Linked DNA regions of Homo sapiens: region 2 is linked to region 1. Evidence: read pairs that join two places in POLR2A ChIA-PET (ENCODE). Cell type or tissue: IMR-90. All regions are shown on one strand. Each heading gives the region's core, and the rest is flanking DNA. Links, peaks and the distances in the headings are about the cores only.

What was found. Peaks named below come from ENCODE experiments on the same cell type or tissue, not always from the same donor. Only the 100,000 strongest peaks of a DNase experiment are listed, where the experiment ranks them.
Region 2: POLR2A ChIA-PET joins it to region 1 with 5 read pairs; 5 of 35 experiments call an interaction of 5 or more read pairs at or near these places.

What each region holds. Positions count from the first base shown.
Region 1 is chr5:160,083,672-160,089,050 of GRCh38, reverse strand. It overlaps a transcript of PWWP2A not described here. Among named protein-coding and RNA genes, the nearest start is that of PWWP2A, 33 kb to the left of the region's middle. RefSeq lists a silencer at 2,370-2,537. In IMR-90, for the core only: no CTCF peak of the experiment used is centred there; no DNase peak of the experiment used is centred there.
Region 2 is chr5:160,266,051-160,271,429 of GRCh38, reverse strand. The region is part of intron 3 of CCNJL (cyclin J like); the gene reads left to right. LOC105377691 (a long non-coding RNA gene) reads right to left here and starts at 3,164. Exons shown (of 3, transcript XR_007059027.1): 1 at 3,076-3,164; 2 at 2,362-2,505; 3 at 365-676. In IMR-90, for the core only: no CTCF peak of the experiment used is centred there; a DNase peak (open chromatin) is centred at 2,249; H3K27ac peaks cover 263 bases.

The sequences.
Region 1 (5,379 bases), core at 63-5,062:
TGATGTGAAAACAGACTGGAGGCAAAGAACAGGGAACTGATACTAAAATCAACAAAATGAATATATCTTCACTAGTGAGCCTGAGTATCTAAATTGCAACATATTAAATTGAGTTACACTCCTATTTAAGCAGGTTGTACTTTTCTAAAAATTGCTTATGTTTAAAAGGTCACAAGTCTAGAATAACTGAATTGGGAATTGGAAATACCTTAAGTCTATAATTTGTATCTAAAATTAGGTTTTCCCTTTTAAGTTGTTAATTTTCTATGGTTTGTGCTGCATGCTTTCACTTTTATTAGTACTTACAGCCAAAGAGATGGGCAAATGTCTAGAAAAATTAATGTTTTGATTCAGGAATTTGTGCCTAGTGATGGCCTCCAATAGGGAATTTTCCAGAGAGAATGAAGACTCAGTTTCTAAGTTGGGGCAAATTTAGTTTTTGTTTTGGTATTCTTCTTATATTACAGCTATTAAAACAATCTCTTAAAAAATGCCGGATATGGCTGGGCACGGTAGCTCATGCCTGTAATCCCAGCACTTAGGGAGGCTGAGGCAGGTGGATCACCTGAGGTCAGGAGTTCGAGACCAGCCTGGCCAACATGGCGAAACCCCCGTCTCTATTAAACCCTGTCTCTTCTAAAAACACAAAAATTAGCTGCGCATGGTGGCATACGCCTGTAATCCCAGCTACTCGAGAGGCTGAGTCAGGAGAATTGCTTGAACTCGAGAGGCTGAGTCAGGAGAATTGCTTGAACCCGGGAGGCGGAGGTTGCACTCCAGCCTGGGTGACAGAGTGAGACTCTCCCAAAAAACAAAACAAAACAAAAAACATGCCGGACATAAGGGAATTCAGAAATAGGATGCCATGCCAATTTCGAGGAGAAAATAAAATGGCGAGTGTGCATTAGTTACTTTTACCTGGTTCTGATTTAGTTAATAGGCCCTTCATATTCCAAATTTACAGTTTGTGTAGATTTACTGTATTCCTTCATTCAACAAAAGAACAGGATTAAAAAATGAAAGCATTAGCTAATAGTAATATGCTTTGTTGTGCTATTTTTGAACGAAGGAATAGGAAGTTTAAAGTCACAGTGATATAGCTGATCTGTATATTTTTAGTTTTCCAGGGTATTTTGGTGTCTTTACCATGGATAATTGACACTAATATAAGATAAACAACTCTTTGTCTTATCTTTACTCAAGTAAGAGACCTAACGTTTATAGATCCAAACAGGATTTTTGTTTTCCTTTCCTTGTGGCATGTATGGAAATCACTTTCTCCTTGTTATATTAATGGAGCACTGTGATTTTTTTGTGTGGTATTTAAAAAATTGTAGTTAAATAGATGTAAAATTTATCATCTTAATCATTTTTAATTATACAGTTCTGTGGCATTAAATACATTCACAGTGTTGTTCAACCATCACCACCTTCCATCTGTAATTTAGTTTTGATAGAAATTTTTTAAATTAGGATGGCACTTGCTAGAAGGTGTTGGAAATTAAGTTACAAGAGTGTTTTTCTTGGTCAGTGGTGTGATTGGAATATGCTGCTGGCATTACCCCACTTCCAGGATTCCTTCCTGATCAACCTGTAGTCCTATACAAGGAAATAACTGTAGCTTACAATGCTAATTGGTGCCCCAGCCCCTCCTTTTTTTTTTTTTTTTTTGAGATAGGGTCACACTCTGTCACCCAGGCTGGAATGCAGTGGCGAGATCACAGCCTAGACTTCCTGGGGTCAAGCAGTTCTCCCACCTCAAGCCCCCTGCCCCTACCATAGCTGGGACTACTGGTGTATGTCACCATGCCTGGCTAATTTTTAAAAAATGTTTAGTAGAGACAAAGTCTCCCTTTGTTGCCCAGGCTGCTATCAAACTCCTGGGCTCAAGTGATCCTCTCGTCTTGGCCCCCAACAAAGTGCTAGGATTATAGGCATGAGCCACCGTGCTCGGCCAGTGTCTCCATTTTTAAGAACTGTAACTGCCAAATTTTTAGGTGAATTAGTGTGACTGCACTTACCTAGAAGTTAGTTGGTTTTGGTTAAAACTGTTCCCTTCCAGTAACATAAACTTTTATATCAAGGCATATTTGTTTTCCATTAACTGTACTGACATAAAAAGTGGAAAAAGCAAGTAAATTTCAAAAAATGGTATACATATTATTAAAATATGACAAAAAGTGTGATGGTATGTAAAACTTGGAAAGTAGTTTAATTCCATTACTAATTTAAATGACTTCCATATTCACAATTGACAAATTATTTATGAGGCTGAACATGGTGGTTCATGCCTATAGTCCCAGCTACTCCAGAGGCTGAGGCAGGAAGATGGGGTTCCACCATGTTGGCCATGCTGGTCTCAACTTCTGACCTCAGGTGATCCACCCGCCTCGGCCTCCCAAAGTGCTGGGATTATAGGCGTGAGCCACTGCGCCTGGCCCATAAAGCCTTGATGTTAAAAACACACCAATAGCAAACTTGGTTTAAAGGTGAATTAAAAAAAATGTGTGTATATATATATATATTTATTTATTTAGAGACAAGGTCTCAGTCTCGCCCAAGCTAGACTGTAGGGGTATAATCATGACTCACTGCAGCCTTGACCTCCTGGGCTCAGGCGATTCTCCTGCCTCAGCCTCATAGTTGGGGCCACAGACACATACCATCACACCTGACCAATTTTAAAAAATTATTTATAGAGACAGGGTCACACTATGTTGCCCAGGCTGGTCTTGAACTCCTGGGCTCAAGCAATAACTTCTGCCTCAGCCTCCCAAAGTGGTGGGGTTACAGGTATGAGCCACTGTGCCCAGCTAAATATTTTTTCTTCACATTTCTGATATTTTGTAAAGTATCATTAAAAAGAAGTTGAGAACAGTCATTATTTAAATATGGAAGTTTCTTTGTGTCATAAGAATGTGACAGTTATAAAGGCCGGGCGCGATGGCCCACTTCTGTAATCCCAGCACTTTGGGAGGCTGAGGCAGGCGGATCACCTGAGTTAAGGAGTTCAAGGCCAGCGTGGCCAACATGGTGAAACCCCGTCTCTATTAAAAATACAAAAATGAGCTGGGCGTGGTGGTGGGCACCTGTAGTCCCAGCTGCTCAGGAGGCTGAGGTAGTAGAATGCCGTGAACCCAGTAGGCAGAGGTTGCAGTGAGCCAGGATTGTGCCGCTGCATTCCAGCCTGGATGACAGAGTGAGACTCCATCTCAAAACAAAAAAAAAAAGAATATGACATGTGACAGCCGGGCGTGTTGGCTCACACCTGTAATCCCAGCACTTTGGGAGGCCAAGGCGGGCGGATCATGAGGTGAGGAGTTCAAGACCAGCATGACCAACGTGGTGAAACCCCGTCTCTATTAAAAATACAAAAATTAGATGGGCATGCTGGCACGCACCTGTAATCCCAGCTACTCAGTAGGCTGAGGCAAGAGAATTGCTTGAACCCGGGAGGCAGAGGTTGCAGTGAGCCGAGATCGCGCCATTACACTCCAGCCTGGGTGACAGAGCGAGACTCCATCTCAAAAAAAAAAAAAAAAAAAGAATGTGACAGTTACTTGCTTATACTGACTTGGAAATCTGAGTCTTAACCAGAAACCATCATTAAAACTTCTCATAACTTTTTCTATCCTGGTTGTCAATATCTACAAGGAAAAGCCAAATACTTCATAGCTGAAGTGTTAGACTGTTATGATCACACTTTTTTCCTCTTCTCAAATAAAAACCTTGTAATTATAATGCATATCAGGGACCGAGTGCAGTGGCTCATGCCTGTAATCCTAGCACCTTGGATTACAGTCTCTACTGTACTGTACTGTTTGGATTACCCTGTCTGTACTAAAAATACAAAAATTAGCTGGGCATGGTGGTGGGTGCCTGTAGTCCCAGCTACTCGGGAGGCTGAGGCAGGAGAATCACTTGAACCCAGGAGGCAGAGGTTGCAGTGAGCCAAGATTGTGCCACCACACTCCAGCCTGGGTAACAGAGTGAAACTCCATCTCTAAATAAATAAATAAATAAAATGCATATCAGGTGTTAGCAAGGGCTTCTTGTTTTTCTTTTTCTTTTTTTTTTTACTATTTAAGGTAATTTTGTACCCTTCAGTGTCCCTCATTTAGATTCACTTAAAAGCTGTTGAAAAAGCCTAGGGATGTCAGGTAAAATATGATAGAATTTTTTTATTGCCTGTGGAAAAATTTTTTGTAATGTGAAAGTGTCATCGAGTTGAGTGTAAAAGAAAGAAATGGATACTTAGGAGTATATATATATAACTTGCCAGTGATGCAGGTGAGTTTAAGCATTCATTAACATTTTTAGGACCAGGTGCCTTGGCTCATGCCTATAATCCTAGTACTTTGGGAGACCGAGGCAGGAGCATCATTTGAGTCCAGGAGTTTGAGACCAGCTTCGGCAACATGGTGAAACTCTGTCTCTACAAAAAATACAAAAAAATAAGGTGGGCTCGGTGGTGCACGCCTGTAGTCCCAGCTACTTGGGAGGCTGAGGTGGGAGGACCACTTTAGCCTGGGAGGCTGAGGCTGCTGTTAGCCATCATCCTGCCACTGCACTCCAGCTTGGGCGACAGAGTGAGACCCTGTCTCAAAACACAAAAAAGATTTTTGCAACAGTAGTGCTTAATAGCAGGCTTTTATTGAGCAAAGAACCATTCCCTTTCACTTTTCAGGCACATGGCTCAAAGTACAAGCTCTTGAGCCAGATTTGCTGGATTCAAAGCCTGACTTTGATCAGCCACTTACACACTATGTGATCTTAGGCAGGTTACTCCCAATATCATCACATGTGAAATAAGGAGAATAATAGTATCTCCTCATAAGATAATTGTGAGAATTTAAAAGAATATTTAAAGCAATAAAAAAAATGTCTTGCATGAGGCTGTATAAATACTTGCCATCATTACTACCACTGCAGTCACTTTGTGTTGCACGGTAAATTCTGGTAGCTTTCGATACTATCATTCTGCAACATATACTCAGTATAAATGGAAATATAACAATGTTATTTGTACCTGAAAATTTTGAGAAATCATAGCATGATTATTCACAAGTCTCTGGAAGTAGCATGGACTCACTAGTTTTAATAGGCATTTGCAGAGGTTAACTGAATCGAAGGTCATGAGGATTATGGTTAAAGGAGACCTGTGTTAACATATTTCAACTCTTGCCCCATTCATTTATTTAACACACAAATTCCAGTGATCTGGTACTCACTTTCCTATTCTACTCTCCCTTATGCCAAACACAGGGCCTGGCATGGGGGGAAATGATTGTCTTCTTGTGAATGAATGATGAGCAATTCTGGTTCAGACATGTCCTAATGACCGATGACCATCTCAGATGCCCCACACATCCCGAACCC
Region 2 (5,379 bases), core at 329-5,328, 180 kb before region 1:
CACCCAGACCTGTTTGTCCAGGGCCTAACTTTCCGGGCTCTGCATGGCTTTTTTTTATTTTAATTTTATTTTTGTTTTCCGGGAGTGGGGGTTGTATTTCAAGCTGCACGAATAATTAATTGAACATGCGGTGTTCAGGAGCCCCTGATCGCAGCAGCCCACCCCTCACCACCCAAGCACTTACCTGTCAGTATTGTCAGTTGTGATAGCTAGCACTGGCAGGGCAGCTTTGGTTGATTTTGAAATCCGTTTCAGACTCGAACGAGATATGTTGGCCTATTCTATCCCTTGGTGCTAAGATTAGAGATTATTTTTATGTGTGGAGCATTTACCTGGATTTTTGAGATTGTCTTCAAGGAGTGTGTGTTGCCTCCCTCCACCTCCTAAATCTTAATTTTAATTACAAGCATTGTGGTGTCTAGACAGGAAAAGTCTCTCTTTGTCACCGACATAGTGAGGTTTCTGGGACTTTTCTAGGAAAGTCTGATGCCTCCCGACTTGTAGGTACTTGTAAAACAGGTTCATGCCGAGATATTCTTGGACTGGAGCAGACCTACGTTCTGGAATGTTCTCTGGCAGTTATTCTGCTAGCTCTGGCTTCTAGATTCCCAGCAGCAGAGTCTTGCCTTCTGAGGAGTTTAAAGTGTTTTTATCAGCAGGAGAGTAATATTTGTTCCTGTAGAAAACCAGAAGATGGGAAAAAATAAAAATAACAAAATAAAAATCACTTGTAATCTCACTACATTTCTCTTTTCTATAATCGGAACCTGCGGGTGGAGGGTAAATCCTAGCCTCAGTGGTGATGGGATCGTTAATGTTTATTGAGTGTTTGTTTATTTTTATTTATCTTTTTGAGGCAGGATCTCACTCTGTCACTCAGGCTGGAGTACAGTAGCATGATCACGGCTCCCTGCACCTCAGCCTCCCAGTACCTGGGACCACAGGCGCGTCCATACCACCAGGCCCTGCTAATTTTTTTTTTTTTCGAGACACCATTTTGCTCTGTCACCCAGGCTGGTGTGCAGTGGCGCAATTTCGGCTCACCGCAACCTCCGCCTCCCAGGTTCAAATGATTCTCCTGCCACAGCCTCCTGAGTAGCTGAGATTACAGGTTCCCACCACCTCACCCAGCTAATTTTTGTATTTTTAGTAGAGACAGGGTTTCACCATATTGGTCAGGCTGGTCTTGAACTCCTGGCCTCAAGTGATCTGCCCGCCCCGGCCTCCCAAAGTGCTGGGATTACAGGCGTGAGCCACTGCGCCCAGACTTTTTTTTTTTTTGGTAGAGACAAGGTTTTGCCATGTTGCCCAGGCTGGTCTCTAACTTGTGTGCTCAAGCAGTCCACCAGCCTCGGCCTCCCAAAGTGCTGGGATTATAGGCATGAGTCACTGTGCCCAGCCTATATGTCACACAGTGTTCTGAATTTTTTACACAGATTTACTAATTTAATCCTCAAAACAATTCTATAAGGTAGGCTGTAGTTGTATTTTCCGCAAGTATCAGAGGAAGAATCCGAGGCCCAGTAAGTTAGGACACTTCCCTAAAAGCATACAGCTCGGATGTGCCTAGTAATGGGGACACAGGTTGTCACCTTGGGGTTGACTCAGTGGTTCTCAGCCACTGTACAACTATGGCCCTAGTTGTACAGCCAGACCACGTCCTTCCTTGGCTGTGCCAGGAAGATTCAGGTCAGAACGCGGAGAGATTGCTGGGAGACTCCTGGGCACACTTCCTTCTGAGCCAGCAGAGCAGCATTTGTGCTGACCCCGATGAAAACATCAGCCCTCAGGACCAGCTCTTGTATCTGGAAGCATCTCCCCTCTGAACCACAAGGGCGGTACCCAAGATGGCCTCTCCTTTTCCTTCTCCCTGTTCCCCGCATAGGTCGGAACAAAGGATCAGGGTCCCCAGTGCCCACACGTTCAGCGCAGCAGTGCCGTCAGACCTGGGCCAGAGGCAGCCCCTGGTGAGTTAGGAGTGAGCTTTCTTTAAAGCAGTGACACCGAAACCTTCTTTCGTGACAGGAGATAACTCCTATCCTCCGTACGAGGACAGAAGCACTTGTGGGATGCAGGCCCCAGATGCCAGCTATTCGGGTGACAAATGGCCCCCACCCCGCAGGCCCTGCTTTCAGTCAGTGACACTTATTTGGGTCACGTGTAAAGCGGAGCACAAAGGAACCAGGGGTTGCCTGAGGCCGCAGTGTGATGTCATCACAGCAGTTTCTCCTTCCTGACACAGGGAAGTCCTCCCAGCAAGAAGGGAAGCCCGTGGGTGACCCAGCTGGCCGAATGCCACCTCTGACCTAGAAGGCATTTTCACAATTTCCTCCTAAAGAAAACAACCACCCACAACCTCACCTCTGGTCTCTTTTTAAAACTGGGCTCAGGAATTGATTCAGCCTGTCAGAAATGGGCTTGCTTTCATTCTTTCATCCATCCGTCCTTCCATCCATTCGTTGATTATTTATCAAGGCCTCTGTGCCAGAGACTGGAGATGCAGCCCTGCTCTTGAGAGAGGAAGGAGAAGAAGAGAGCTTTTTCTTGATTTCCTGAGGGAGAAAGGAAGCTCAGCCAGGCAGGGTACCCAGATCCACCTTCACACCAGGTCTACCCAGCGGACTTTGGAAGCCCAGGAATGGCTGGTGTTGGAGGCCTGTTTCTCCAGGATGTTTCCTAACTACAGGATCAGAAATGGGCCAGAGATCTTGGATGCAGCTACAGCAGGTCCTTAAGGGGACTTAAGGGGAGGCTACCTGGCCTCCAACCCCTGTGGTCCTCTCAGCTTTCTCCCTTCCTTGAGCACCACTGAAGCACCCTCTTACAGATGAAGGGTTTTCTTGCTTTGTCCCTGGCTTTCTCTCTCCCCTACACCAAATCTCATCCAGAAACCAAACCACTGTCATTGTAGCTGTGACTGTCATTACAGGGCTGGCTCTGAATTGAGCACAAGTTTACAAAGGGTGCTGTTCTAAGCACACTAAGCCATCATGTCACCCTCACCACAATTCTATCTACTTGTCTTCTTCCCATTTCACAGATGAGGAAACACAGGTCCAAGAAGTTGTGACTTACCCCAGACCACATGGCTAGTAAGCGGCTGCCACTCCGTAGAATCCAGGACAGTCATCATCAGAGTGTGGGCACTGCCCGCTGCACTGCCTTACACAGTAAAAACAGCCTGCCAGAGCATGGTGCCCTCAGAGTAGTTTCACACCCTCTCCATCAATTGCTCAAAATCTGTCTCCCCTGGTTCCTCAGAAAGACGCTTGTCTGCTGGGCGTATGAGCAGTGCCTTTTTTTGCCAAGAGTAGGAAGCACCTTTCTTGCCTTCAATAACTGCAAGAAGTCAAAGAGAGTTTCTGTTTTTTAAAAAAAGTCAGGCTGGGGAGCACCTTTAGTACAAAAAGTTTCCTGTTAGAGAGCCACTCCTTTGACTTAAATGCTATCATTGGAAGAAAAAACTAAGTCCTGTTGATCATATAGCTCTTTAGTGGAAAGGCTCTGGAATTAAATTGCTAAGTAGCGTAAGCAAAGGAGAGATTGAAGTCAAGAGAATTTGTGGAAGGGCCAAGCATGGTGGTGCATGCCTGTAATCCCAGCACTTTGGGAAGCCGAAGCAGGAAGATCACTTGAGCCCAGGAGTTCAAGACCAGCCTGGGCAACATAGTGAGACACTATCTCTTCAACAAGTAAACAATTTTTAAAAATTTTTTCAAAATTAAGAGTATTTGTGGAGAACAGGGCGGTTAGATGGGGTGAAGCTGAAACTAGCCTGACACATCCATGGAAGTTCCTCCACCCAGATAGATACACTTATTATGGAGCTTATAGGATTGCAGGGGGCCTTGTGACTGTATATAAGGTTTCCTGCTTATGATGTAAAAAGCTCGGGACTTTGGAATCATTTATTCATTCATTTTTTAAAATACACAAAAGCTATTATTAATTTTATGCTAGAGGCTGTGCTAGGTGAACAGGATCTGTGGTGTTCTGCAAGACAGATTTGTTCCCTACCCTCATGGAGCAGACAGACTTTTAAATGCTGCTTTGTCCCTTATCAGCTGGGAGATCGGGGTAACTCAACCTTTCTGAGCTTCTGTTTCCATGTGGGAAACACCCCCAACCTCCCAGGGTCGTTGCCAGAATCAGCTGAGAGCATCTGTTAAGGGCACAGCAAGCACAGTTCACAGACCCCCTAGCCCACCCAACCCTGCAGTAAATAGATGTGTGGTCCAGGGTCTGCCAGCACATTTGATGCCTGCTGTGCGTTGGGCCTCGGGATGCAGCAGAGAACCAAATGCCAAACGAAGCTCCCCGCCCTCCCAGAGCTCACATCCTGGTGTGTGGATTCTCTGCCTCTTGCTACCCAGTGGATTCTCTGCCTCTTGCAACCCAACTGGGTTACCTGGGAAAAGTCTCACCCTGGGGGAGGGGGACATCTGGGAAAGGCCTTGGACGCAACACTCACTCCCCTTTCTTCCTCCCGGACTGTGAGCCTTGAAATCACCAGCAGGAGGCCAGAGTTCAAGGTCACAGTCCTGGGGAAAGGAAGCTGTAACGACTCCAGTCCACTCCATGCATTCCAGCACAGTGTTGACTGTGGAGTCGGGTAAGGGTAGGGGAGCCTTTTGTTGGGCCTTTTTCAGCCCCTTTTTCAGAACCTGTAAGAAAATATTTCTAGATAACAGGACTTGAGAAGATCCCGGGTCTGGAGTGCAAAGAATACCATGTTCAATAAATAATACAGCAGCTGCTACCATTTATAGAGCACCTCCCACATGCCCGTCATGTTACCTGGGACACTCCTTGCACCCTCCCTACTGCCCTATGAGGTGTGGGTTTCCAGGTGATTGCCCAAGATCACACAAATGATACCAGGAGTGAGGATGGGAAACTGGCACTTGAGCCCCTGCCCTGCCCCTGCTCCAGGACATTCCTGCCTGTTTCTGGTGGGGACCTCCCCCAGAATCCTGGCTGTCCCTGGTCACACCGGCTCCAAGGCCATAAATAAAGCTGGTAGAAGTTCTGCCTTTTCTGGGGCTACTTTTCTCCACTCCAGGAAGGAAGAATCTGAGAGAAAAAAGCATTAGCATCAGAAAGGTCTCTATTGAGCCTGGCCCTGCGTGGGCTTCCACCCCTGGGACACTGGCCTCCCTTGCCAGCAAAGGCTGCAAAGCTGGGAAAAAGCCCTTTCAGCCAGAGCTTTCTCTTTCCTCTTCTGTCCCTGCCACCTGACTGCGTAGCACTGCCCACATGCACCTGGGAAGATAGATGTCAGGCCCCACCTGGGAAAAGGCAAGGCCTGGGTACCACTGGGCGGTCCTTGATCCCTCTGACCCGCCAGCACCATCTTTCCTTTATCATCAGCACCTGCAG